Regions from separate parts of the Homo sapiens genome. Here region 1 is linked to region 2. A link is a loop called in an ENCODE intact Hi-C map of the cell type or tissue named here. Cell type or tissue: heart right ventricle. All regions are shown on one strand. Each heading gives the region's core, and the rest is flanking DNA. Links, peaks and the distances in the headings are about the cores only.

Evidence for each region. A loop is a pair of places that touch in the nucleus more often than their neighbours do. Peaks named below come from ENCODE experiments on the same cell type or tissue, not always from the same donor. Only the 100,000 strongest peaks of a DNase experiment are listed, where the experiment ranks them.
Region 1: it touches region 2 in a loop (1.8-fold over the local background); 7 of 110 quality-filtered maps call a loop at or near these places.

The regions. Positions count from the first base shown.
Region 1 is chr10:78,978,333-78,984,869 of GRCh38, forward strand. The region is part of intron 5 of ZMIZ1-AS1 (ZMIZ1 antisense RNA 1); the gene reads right to left. Among named protein-coding and RNA genes, the nearest start is that of ZMIZ1-AS1, 86 kb to the right of the region's middle. RefSeq lists enhancers at 1,689-2,189, 2,190-2,690, 3,170-3,249 and a silencer at 3,929-4,120. In heart right ventricle, for the core only: no CTCF peak of the experiment used is centred there; a DNase peak (open chromatin) is centred at 3,781.
Region 2 is chr10:78,866,877-78,873,413 of GRCh38, forward strand. No RefSeq gene overlaps it. Among named protein-coding and RNA genes, the nearest start is that of ZMIZ1-AS1, 200 kb to the right of the region's middle. In heart right ventricle, for the core only: no CTCF peak of the experiment used is centred there; a DNase peak (open chromatin) is centred at 3,095.

The DNA.
Region 1 (6,537 bases), core at 786-5,785, 110 kb after region 2:
AAGGCAATAATCACTTCACACAGCTTCATGCCTCCCTGGTTTTGTTCACGCTGTTTCATCTGCTGACAGCACTCTGCCCCATTTTCAGTCTGCTTAATTCTCTCGTCTTTCAAGACTGATCTCAGGCGCCTCCTCTTCCAGAAAGCCTCCACTGACTACCCCTCCTCCCACCTGAGGCTGATGCTGTGCTAGGGGATAAGATCATTCTGTTCAAAGTACTTGTTTAGGCCAGTGCGGTGGCTCACGCCTGTAATCCCAGCACTTTGGGAGGCTGAGGCAGGTGGATCACCTGAGGTCAGGAATTCAAGACCAGCCTGGCCAACATGGTGAAACCGCATCTCTACTAAAAATACAAAAAATTAGCCTGTAATCCCAGCTACTCAGGAGGCTGAGGCAGGAGAATTGCTTGAACCCAGGAGGTGGAGGTTGCAGTGAGCCGAGATCCTGCCACTGCACTCCAGCCTGGGAAACAAGAGCGAAACTCCATCTCAAAAAAAAAAAAAAAAAACAGTGCTTGTCGAGATGGGTGTCTTCTCCATAAAGTGTAGGATTCTGTTTTGATATCCATACCCTCAACACCCAGAACTGACTAGGTGCTCAGGAGAAATAGGTGGAGGTAAGAAAGATGCCTGGCACTCAGTGGATACCCAGCTCATGCCCAGCTATCCTCTCCAGCCGTGCTCCAAGCGGAGCCTAAGGGTGGCTCCTCCTTCCATACTTAGGAAATCTTGAAAGTATTGGCCGGGCACAGTGGCTCACGATTGTAATCCCAGCACTCTGGGAGGCTGAGCTGGGTAGATCACCTGAGATCAGGAGTTCAAGACAAGCCTGGCCAACATGGTGAAACCCCATCTCTACTAAAAATACAAAAATTACCCAGGCATGGTGGCACACGCCTGTAATCCCAGATACTCAGGAGGCTGAGGCAGGAGAATTGCTTGAACTCAGGAGGTGAAGGTTGCAGCGAGCCAAAATCGGGCCACTGCGCTCCAGCCTGGGCAACAGAGCAAGACTCCATCTCAAAAAAAAAAAAAGTATTGTGTTGCCTTCCACCCTTTCCAGCGGATGGGTGGCTGAACTGGGCACACCATACAGCATTTAAAATGAGCAGTGTACAATTTTTGGCCAAATCTAAGCCAGATCTTCCCCAGCAGCTCTGTCCCAGCTTTGCATCGGTGTCTGTCACTGAAGCTCCCTTTCTTCCAGCTCTATCTCAACTCCAGCACCTCCCCTCCAAGCTCTCCCTGACTCAGTTTAGTCCCCATACATAGAACCAAGCTGGGGCCGGGAAAAAATGCACCCACCAGGAAGCAAGAAGCACGGTTCTACTCCCGGTTCTGCCATTGACCCCCAGTGTGATCTGAGTTGATGCATCCCACATGGGGCCTCAGTTTCTCCCTTATACTTATAGAGTTATAAGTATCCCCCTTATTCTTACAGAGTTAAGAATAGAACCAGAGTACCCTTTGGGACTTTAAGATCTACATAGAGAATTCCTGGAGGCTATGAATGAGGGTGCAGCCTCGACGTCACCAAGGCGCTCGTGAGATGATTGTGCCCCCATCCATAGGGACCCCATAGACACAGCCTCCTCTCTGCTCTCTATGCATTTTGCTTTTCACCTCCAGCCACAAGGCAACTCTGGTTGTTAAAAATAAAAACAGCCCAGAGCCGCCAGATCCAGGGATGACAACTCTTCTAAACCAAGGGAGGGGGTGCTGTTTTTGTTACAGTCACTGAGCTTGACTCTAATCCAGGAAAATCAAATCGAGACATGACTTGGCCCCTCCGAGCTGGTTTGACCCCAGAGATGTGGGTCAATCCTTGCTGTGGTGGCATCTGAGTATTTCATGCCAACATCACAGAGCAAGAGACAGGAGCACGGTTTATGCGTACTGGGACAGTCAGTGAGATTCGGTGAAGGACATGAGGTACCTAGGCAGCACTGGGCTTCAGGCTGGCACCGGGGAAGGACAGACAGGAGGCAACCCCCTCCTTGGTCAGCCCCAAGAGCATCAGCTGTGCCCCGAGTCGGGGGACTCAGAACATTTAGAGAAAACTCCACAGAGGAGGCAAAATTTGAAAAAAGGGAGAGGAGCTACGACGGCATCAAGAAGGGGCAAGGCATGCCTTTGACCGTGTCACTCCTGCAAAAAGCCTTCCTTGGCTCCCCGCTGTCAAGTGGATGAAGTCCAGACTCCTCAGCTGGCAGGCAAAGGCCTTCCCATGCTGACCCCAGGGTGACCTCTTCCCTCCAGCATCCCTGGGCTCCCCATTCTGTCTCACCCTTCCTCACACACCCTGGGTGTCAGCCTGGGTGGCCACATATGCCAGGCTCTGTTGCTCTCCAGTGGCTTTGCACATGCCATCTGCAGAGAATGAAACGCCCTTCCCACCGCTCGCTGCCCCATCTTGACTTCATCTTCATGGAAAATCCCTTCGTGCTCTTTCAGTCCCACCTCCAGTGACCCTTCTCCACGGAACCTGCCTCAACTCACCCAGCTGGAGTTGAACCATTTGTCCTCCGCTTCTGCAGAGCAGCCCTTTATGTTCAGACAAACAAACAAATAAACAAAGATGTGCTCCACCAGACAAAAATAATCCCTATCCACTAAGAAACATGTTGCTGCCCAGCTTTCGCAATTGCTGTCTCACTTGATTCTCACACTCTGTGGGGTAGGAAGGAAAAGAGTAGCATTGGCTACAGTTCATGATGAGGCACCTGAGGCTCAGAAACCTCGGGGCACTCAGTCATGGTCACTCAGTCACTTGCTAGCATTGAAGAGATCGGCTCTAGATTCTTGACTCTAGAAGGGAAGACACCCAGTTCTGACTTGGTTTGCCCATCTGTCTACCGTACCTCCCTGTCTTCTCAAGGGAACCCCTCATTCCTTGAAGGGGGGGGCCTCATCCAAATCACATGGTGTCCCCTAGAGCACCTAGCTCAGTGCTCAGCACACAGTAGGTCTGATGGTTTCCCAACAAAGAAGTGGAGTCTGAGCAGTGCTGGGGGAGAGGATGTGCAGAGGGAAGGTTCCTGCCAACCAGGGTGGTGTGTCTGGGTCAAGAGGAAGAAAAGGTGATGGGCAGACTGGGGTAGGCAGGGTGAGGCCAACCAGGCCATTCAGGCTGATGCATGGGCAATGGGGAGCCATAGGAGGTTGTAGAGAAAGGCCTGCTTCAAAGGGACTCCAAGCCAGAGCCCCAAGGGAAGAGGTGTGGCCATAAGAGGGACTTCCCAACCCAGGCCAGAACCCCACACTTCCCCTAGCTCAGAGGTGGCTGCGGCTCTGCATGCAGACTTAGGAGGACAGCTTCCTCTCCAGGTGAGAGACGTCAGACACAGCTATTGTGAGGGTCTGGGGAGAGACAGGACAGAAGCAGCAGACCCTGGAGTAGCAGCCTGAATGCACCTCTCCCGGGGGCTTCCCAGGGTTAGAAAAGGCCTGGCTCTCCAGGAGGCTGGGAACAGAAGAGAGAGTGGAGAGTGCCAGGAGTCCCCCAGCCCCAGGCCCTGCAGGAGGGAGGAGAGCTCTCTGCCACCTCAGCCCAGCCCTGCTCCGGGGAGCGCTCCACACACCACCAGCAGACAAGTCTCCAGACAGTGCTCGTGTGTCAGCATTTCTGAAGATGTGGAGGAGAAGTCTGTGGATTTAATGGGACAGCAGTCTGCAAGGAGAACCAACAGGATGGGATGGGGAAGGAGATGCCTCCGCAGGGCAGATGGACAGCAGCCTGGGCACCCAGCCACAGCCATGCAGGGAGCTCTCAGCAGGCCACATTCCTCACATGCTGCAGGGAGGTGGCGCGTCAGGGCAGAGAGGGCTGCACTTGCCTGTCCCGGTCACTAGCACCACATATAGAGTGTGGCTCCTGAGAGGGGGCCCAGGCACAGCCACAGCCAAGAAACTTGCCAAGGGAACATGCTCCAGTTCCCACATGGACCCACATGGACTCTCCACGGCCAGTGGCACAGTCTGCCCCCTGCCTGGGCTTCCCGGACCCTACACATTTGACCCCAGGGCCCCTCACCCCATCATCTCTCAGGCTTCCTAGATGTCTTCCTAGATCTCCACCTCTAGCCCTTACACAGATCATTTCCCCAACTTGGACCAGGTGGCCAGGTGAAATACTGGGTGCTCAGTTAGCTTTGGATTTTAGGTTAACAATGAGTGTTTAGTATAAGTATGTCCCATACAACACGGGAGATACTATACTACAAATGTATTCATTCTTTACCCGAAATTCACCGGGGCATCCTGTATTTTTATTTTCCTAAATCTGGTAACTCCAATGTCAATGCCCCAATCCCTCAACGCCGCCTTTAGTGACAGGCATTCTTCCTTCCATCTAGAGGGTAGGCCCTGTTGGCTTTGCCTTCTGAGGGCCTCTGTCTTCCATTCTGTTCCAGTTTCTCTGTTGCTGTATACTAAACTACTCTACAACTTAGTGACTGATAATGAAAACGATTTTATTCTATCTTGAGATTTGTGTTGATCAGGAATTCACACAGGGTTCAGCCGGGTAAATCTTCCAGTCCCTATGGCGTGCATGGGTGCTACTCAAGTACTATTCAGCTGGTGGATGGGCCCTTCTGAAAGCCCTGTGTTGGCTTCACTCGCATGTCTGGCATCATGATGGGGACGCCTGGAAGGCAGAGCTCCACTGAAACTGTCCTCCAGAGCACCTGTCACGTGGCAGCCTTGGGGTAACTGGATTCCATGGGGGCTCAAGGCTTCCACATGGAGTGTTCCAAGGATCCCAAGCAACCTGTGTGCTTTCTTATGACTCAGCCTTGGAAGTCCCAAACATCACTTCTGCCACATTCTATTTACTGATCAAGCAGTTCAATGCAAGGGCCAAAAATTAGACTCTATTTCTTGATAGGAGGAGCAGCAACGATGTGCAGCCATTTCTGATCTATCACACGTCGCCTCCTCTCCATCCCCTCCACACCGCCCAGGCTCAGACACTCATCTCTGGCCTGTGCGCTTTCCAGCCTCCTTCTGACCTGTTTCCTCACCTCTGCCTTCTGATCCATCCTCCACTTCAGCTACTATGAACTCATTTTTCCTAAGATCCTGGATTGACTATGTTGCTTACTGCTTGATCATTTTCATTGGATCCTTCCTAGACTCTAAGCTCCACAGGGACAGGGAACAAGACCTTTATTTTTTCACTGAGGTGTGCCCAGTACCTAGCACAGTCTAATATATAGTAAGTGCTGAGTAAATATTAGTGGAATAAATACCTGAAGGAATGAGCTGTGGGATAATGTCCAAACTCCATAGCCTGATATTCACACATTTTGGTAATATACCGCCTCATCTTGTCACCTTGAATGTAGCCCTATCATACTTTCCAACATTCCTTAAACGTGTTTCTTCCCTCAATGGCTTCTCATGGTCTGTTCTCTCAGCACATGCTGCTCGTCCTCTCTTACCTACCTTATGAACTCCTATGCATTCTTCACAGCCCTGCTCAAGTATCACTCTCTCTCTGAAGCACCAGTTCCCACAGCTTTTTTCCATGTCAATCAACAATACATTTGTCTCAAATGTAAATTCCACCTGAGATCTAGCTCCCCAAACACATAGTATGGGTAAACGGCTTCCTGAGATCAGGGGCAGCCTGCTAAGTAAGTCAGGCACTTTAATAAACATTCATGGAGGACAACTAAATGCCTCTCCCTTCTCTCAGCCTGAGCAGCATCTCCCAAGGACGTGTTATGGCCTCATTTCTCACAGCAAACCTTTCCTGACCACCACTTCCCACAAATATGCACCATGCTTTATTGGGCCCTAATTTCCCACTGCAGTTAGCCCACACTCATTAGACACTAACTGTATACTGACAGACACCACTCATCCTTCTGATAATTCAGCTAAGATTCCCTGGGAACCTCCAGTAAGTAGGACCTGCACCAGGTACTAGAGACTTGGGGACTTTTGCCCTGCTGCCTGGAGTTCACAGTCTGCTGGGTAGACAACAAGTAAACAAGCAATGGCAATAGAGATCCTGGGGGTGCATATGAGGGATGGCTCTCAGGAGGGACCCTCCATGCCATCATGGGCTGGGGAGGTTGCCAGGGAACTGAGGTCTAAATTTGTACAAAGGAAAGATAGAGGGAACATGGGCAAAGGTCTGGAGGGAAGAACTCATTTCAGGAAACAATTAAAGATCATTTGGGCTGGAACATAGAAAGCAGGGATGGGGAAGGGGGGTTAAGGCAAGAGAGGAAATCAAAAGCCAGGTTGTTAAGGGCCTTCCACATTCAATAAGACACTGGGGCTTCCAGGCAGAGGCCCATAATGCTAATTAATAAGAGTAGCAGCTGGGTGGGGTGCAGTGGCTCATGCCTGTAATCCCAGCACTTTGGGAAGCCGAGGCAGGCAGATCACCTGAAGTCAGGAGTTGGAGACCAGCCTGGCCAACATGGTGAAACCCCGTCTCTACTGAAAATACAAAAAGTAGCCAGGCATGGTGGTGGGCACCTGTAATCCCAGCTACTCGGGAGGCTGAGGCAGGAGAATCACT
Region 2 (6,537 bases), core at 977-5,976:
TCAATGCCTGGCTACCAGGGCAGCCACGGGTTCCCCAACCACACAGGATCACAGGGCTCTGCTCCTCTTCTCTGCCTGCCCTCCCCATTTCACAGTGCATTCCCTGAGGGCAGGATTGGATCCAGCCCAGACACAAGGGTGGTCCCAGCACCCAGGCTCCTGCTGCCTCAGGACTGGTGCTCTGAAGCATTTATCTCAGTGCCCCTTGGTCTCTGGAGGCTGAGCTGCCAGGCTGTGCACTATCTCTCCCTGGGGCTCTAACCCATTGCCTCATTCATTCAACACTATCCCGGAGCACCTTCCATGCACCAGGCACTTCTGCAGTGCTACAGATACCGGGGCAGACAGGACAGTGTCCTGCCACATGGGGCTAGGAGTCTCCAGCAAGCTAATTGTGGTGACTCTGAGGCCTCGCCTGCTTTCCCAAACTCTTCCAGTGGGGAAGGTCACCTCAGGCTTGAGCCTGGCAGTGGGGAGTTTTAAACTACAGAGAAGAAGAAAAGCCGATCTCCAATGGGAGTGCTGGGAGGAACAGAGATAGACTTAATCAGTTTTAAGTTCCCTTTCAGCCCTGCAATGCTCTGAATCCTCCACTCCTGAACACTTGAGAGTTAAACAGAGAGTTCCAGCCCAACCAAAGCCCAAGAGACTCCAACTCTAAGGAGATGGGAGACCCTAAGCAAGTCCTTTTCTTTCTTTGGACCAGCACAATGAGAGGCCTGGAAATTAGGGTTGCCAGGGCCCTCTCAGCAGACATCACCCAAGATCCTTGGCTTTCCCTGGGGGCAGGGGAATCCCATAATAACACCCACCTAACAGTGCCCACAGACAGTCCTAGGGCTGTGCTAGGAGTCCCTCCAGGCCCCATCGAGAACCAGGCAGGGCCCTGGATGGGGAAAGAACAAGCCCTGGGCCCGGACCTCGGGGAGGAGGAGTGCATGGGGCCTCTGGGTCTGGCTGTGAGTAGCCATAGAGTTGATAATTCCAACCCAACCCTTTGTACCAGGCCTGCGGAGGCCATCATTCTGGCCACCCTTCACCTGGCCTGTCTCAGATCATTCTGACCACCCTCTGCCCATCCTCTTTCAGATGCTGCTCCTGCTTTGGCCATGTCCCAGGAAATCACGCTTCAGGTGAAGCCTTCAGCCACCTGCTAATGGGAGTGTCCCCTGCCCCGCCCCCCACCCCCTACTACCATCCTCTCTTAGCAGCTCTGGCTCTTCCAGAATCTCCTCTAGGGCCACTCCAGCCACTCTCTGTGCCCCAGTCCCTCCAGCTGCATAAAGTCCCCTTTTCTGCTCAAGTTAGGGGCATCTCCTGCTCTAACAGAGCCCTGTCTCCTGCGAGACATTGCAGGAGATCTGCTGTAAGGCTGTCTGTCCCCTACTGACCACCTCTTTCCATGGGGAGCCCAGACTTCGCCTGGCTTAATTCTCAGGAAGAAAGCCCCTCAGGTACCTGAGCTTTAGTATCTAGAGGGCACTGAGCATCCATCACCTCAACCAACTTGGCAAGTGGGCAGAACAGGCAAGCAAATAGATGAGTAAACTGAAGCACATAGAGGGAAAGAGCTTTGGCCAAGCTCCCCCAGCAAGTGAGCAGTGCATCTGACATTTGCTTCTGGTTCTCCAGAAACTCCAGGCAGGACTTTTTCCACAGTACCGCACAACCCTCAGTACAGCACTAAGCAGGGAGAAAGAAGAGTTGGCACCTCACCCAATGTCCCAAATATTTTGATTGGCTAACAGCACTTACTTTATTTATTTATTTTTTTTAGACACAGAGTCTCGCTCTGTTGCTCAGGCTGGAGTGCAGTGGTGCCATCGTGGCTCACTGTAGCCTCAAACTCCTGGGCTCAAGCAATCCTTCCGCCTTAGCCTTCCGAGCAGCTGAGACTCCAGGTGAGTGCCAATGGTGTGCTTTTAATGTTGCATTTCAGTGCTGTTGGAGGGTCATGTGCTTTTCAGTTCTCCATGGGCCCCACACTCCCTATGGTCTCATGTCTTCCTCCTGTCCTCATTTCTGTTGTCTGCCTTGTTCCTGGAGGTAGCAGAATCTGTAACCCTACTGTGCCCCTGGGAGCTGGTCTGTGTGCTTAGCTCGTCTTCACTCCGGCACTGGCCACGTTTCCTTTCGCCCCTGCCCTTGGGGCACTTAGTACCTGTCCTTACCTGCAGCCCTGCATTCTTCCTCCTCTCCATGCTGCCCTTCCACAGGTGTGCCCCGCTCCACTTTCCTTGCCTAGAAAGTGCTTACTATTCATTTATCCTATGTGCATGTTCCAAACAAGTTACCCCGCATGCCAGGCACTACTTTAAATGATAGGGATTCAAGGATTGCTAAGACAGGGTCCCTTCTCTAAAAAGACACTAGCACAAAAGCCGATAAACTCAGAACAACTTTGAAGTGCAGAACTGGAGACAAGCGCAGAGGAATCCAGGTCTTGCTCAAATATCACCTACTCCAGGATAGCCTGGGCCCTGCCTGTGTGTTCCCATAACACCTTCAATGAGTCTCTAGTAGAGCTCTTATCATACTGCATTATAGATACGTTTAAACTGGCATCAAAAACAAACATATATTCCTTTCAATATTCCCAAGACTTAGATAGGTCCAGGTACCTGTCAGTAATGGGCGAATGAATAAATGAGTGAATGAATGTCATCATCAGCCCATTCCCTTGTAGATGTTTATATTTGCACATAGACTGGTGTATATCTGTGTTTCCATTAAGTTAACCCTCTTGGTGGGTACTTATTACCTGCCCACCCTGCGTGGGGCCTCCTGCCGTGTCCTTGGTCTGGTAGAGGAATGGACGTGGCTTCTGGCCCATGGCCAGCACAGGGCGGCCGGGCAGACAGGCCCATAAACACACAGCTGCGTCCAGCAGTGTGTGCACCTGACCCTGTGTGGATGTGAGTGTTTTCATTTGAACCATGGCATTTCACTCTTGTCCCTTGAATGATAATTGGAACCATGCCTGGTGAGTCCATCGGACCCAGTCCTCTCGAAGTCATTTCGATGATATGACAATCTGACCTTGAGCAGAAAAGAAATAAAGTGAAAAAAGGCAACGTCTGTCTGTGGAGCTGGAAGTTTGACAGTGGCCCGGGAAAGGAGTAAGGGCAGAAGAGGGAACACCGGCCTTGGCATCTGCTGAAGCCAAACGCTGCCTGGGACATGGAAAGGATGTGGAGGGTGACTGTGAAATTGAACTAAATTGAAAGAGAAGAGGTGTCCACAGCAGGGTGACAAAGCCAGCAAAGAGGCAGTGCCTGGCAGTGGTCAGGCCAGCCTGTGCCGACACCCACTCCCTCTTCTTTCCTCCTGTCTTCTCCACTCTGACACCTCCCAGAGGTGCAGAGACTAAAGGTCTTGCTCCCCCGGCAGGCAGCATGTGGACGGGAAGTGGCATTTGGTGGCGTCCTGATCAGGGGGCGAACACCACCGCTTCCCCAAATTGGTTTTCCGACAGTAAATTATAATTGCTCTAAGTCTTCTAGAACTCAGGGACTGAGATTAATTATGGCTCCGTATCCTATGGCGCTCTGAACTTTAAGCACAGCATGGTGTGCAGGTTGTTAATAAGAAGGAGAATCTGGGAGGACTTTTCAGATGAGCAAATAAAAAGGGAAAACTGTTTGAATTGGATTCTGCATCTGGGAAGGGGGGCCTTTCGGGCTTGGGGGGATGCTTCTCATCTTTCCTGTGTGGCCTGGGACTGTGTTTATGATGATCAGAAGCATAAAACGGCTTCCAGGGAGTGGGCACCAGTGGCAGGCCTTCATCTACCCCACCCAGAATGGGTCCAGCCACCATGCTGGTGACCCTTTACAGGACTCACAAGTCTAGCAGTCATAAACTCAGACGTTAGCAAAGTTGAAAAGGCAAAGTAAGCAAGTGGGACTTGCAGGCCAGGGCTTCTGTAGAGAATGATGAGGCTGGGGATCTAGGAAGTCCATGCCTAAGGGTCAACCTCTACTGGGCTCCAACCAACCCCTGTGGGAATGTGGCCTGTTCTGTTGGGTCTTCAGGAGCAGAGTTCCAATTTTTAATATAAAATCTCTTGATTTTCATAGTTGGAAGCTTATAATTTTTAACACACTCTTAAGGCCAAATATATCTATGCTGGAATTTGGTCCATGTGCCTCCATTGTGAAACCTCTACATCAGAAACAATGTCTTCCTGCAGGTGAGTGGTAGGTTTGGGCCTCTCTCCCTTCCCATCCTTTTGCCTCCTGGCTCCCTGTACATTGTGCATTTCTCTCTGCAACCCTTGCCACTGGCACCAATCTTTTCATCTGTCCCCCAACTTGAAGCCACTGGATTGGCATGGACTATATAGCTCTGTATCCAAAGCAACTAAGAAAAGGTACACTACAAATCAGGGGCTCAAATGATGTTTGTTGAATGAATAAACATCATGCACATTTATACCTCTTGTTCCCTGCTCATTCTCTTCATTCTACATCAACTATCCTTGAGTCAAACTCTGACACGTGGCTCCAGTCCAAGCCAATGTCCCCCTGTTCTTTTTGCCATGTTTCCAGGTGTTGAAGCTGGAGTCAGGCCAAAGAGGGTTAGAAGTAGACAGCATGTAGAGTTCATGGTAGTCACTGTTCAGACAGGCAACTGAATCCTGGAAGGAAGAAACAATTGGCATAAGGTGAGACCATGAGCTGATAGCCAAGCCATGTCTGGAGCTAGGACCGTGTGAGGTCGAAGCCCCTTAGCTCCACCCTGGGCCCAGACTTGCTCTGCCTTTCTCCCTCTCTCTGAGAGCATCACCCAGGCTCTCGGGGGCAAATCCTCCCACCAGCCCCCATCCTGAGGATAGGGCTACAGCAGTACAAGTTCCTCAAATCCCAAGGCTTGAGAGTCACCATCACCTCATCATGCACTCAGCTCAAGGTGTACTGAGAAAGCCATTCATTTAATAGAAAATAGGAATTACCATTTAGAAATTAAAATGAATTTATTTTATTAAAAGATGTTCTGGCACTGGGATCCATCACTGCTCTGTCTCTACTGCTGGCCCTGATTGTAGGGTTGGCAGGGGACACCCTGAGAACATGCTGACCCTGACAACCCAGTGCCTGACTAAGGCATGACCATGACCCCACCCCTTCCCAGGGCCACTACCTGTTGTGGCCGTGGCATTCAGGTACAAGAAGGAGATTGGAGGAAACAGTACATTTGTGCTAGGGGTTGGCTGGCCTCCTCTCCTGCCTCCTTTTTCCAGCCAGAAACTCAGAGAAGGAACTATCAAGTGGGAAATCGAGGCAAGAGCGTGTAGAAGTCAAGAATGTGGGCTTTGGAGTAAGACATGGATTTGAGTTCAAGCTCCGGTGTTTGTCCATGTGTGACCTTGTACCAGCCCTTGTTTTTTTTGTTTGTTTGTTTGTTTTGAGACAGAGTCTCACTCTGTCCCCGAGGCTGGAGGGCAGTGGCACAATCTTAGCTCACTGCAAGCTCCACCTCCCAGGATCTCGCTATTCTCCTGCCTCAGCCTCCCGAGTAGCTGGGATTACAGGTACCCGCCACCGCCTGGCTAATTTTTTGTATTTTTAGTAAAGACGGGGTTTCACCATGTTAGCCAAGATGGTCTCGATCTCCTGACTTCATGATCTGCCCGCCTCGGCCTCCCAAAGTGCTGGGATTACAGGCATGAGCCACCGCGCCTGGCCTGTACCAGCCTTTCTATCTCTCTGCTTCAGTTTCAATCTCTACAAAATGGGGAGATGGGAAGAGAATACACACCACTATATTTCCAGGTAGGAGCACTCTAAATGCCCTACACACTTTAGATTGTTTAATCCTCATAATAACCTTATGAGACAGGCACTCTTATTATAGGCTCTCTTTACAGATAGAGAAACCAAGGCACAGAGCGGTGAATTGACTTATACAAAGTAACACAGCCAGTAAATACTGGCAGGGATTCAGACATAGCTACACATAACTCTAAAGCCCATGTTCATTTTTTCTTAATTAAAAACAAATTAAGAACCACAAACATGCTTCAAAACTCACGAAAGTTCCTTAGGAGTGGGTCTGAAAGAAATAAACCAGAAAGTATCAAAGATATACAGAGAAAATCCTCCTTCTCAACATCAGCCTATACTTGCAACCAGTCTCCTCTCTCAATAACTATTGTTCATCTATTTTAACTTCCAGAGTTTCTTTAGGGGTATGGAAGTAAATATAAGTACAAATTCTTACCCTGCTTTTTTATATAAAAAGTCAGATATTATATACATTGTTCTGCATCTTGGTTTTTTTTTTTAATTTTAGACACACATTGAAGTTACAAAAATAGTACAGAGCATTCCCATGTACCTTTGAAAATTTCCCCAGTGACAGCATATTATATAATCATAGTACAATGAGCAACACCAGGAAATTGACAATGGTACAATTAACTACAGACTTTGTTTGGATTTTACTTGCACTAACTTTGGGGGAATTTTGTGAATAACTCTATGAAGTTCTATCACATGTAGAGAATCATGTAGCTACCACCTCAATCAGGATTCA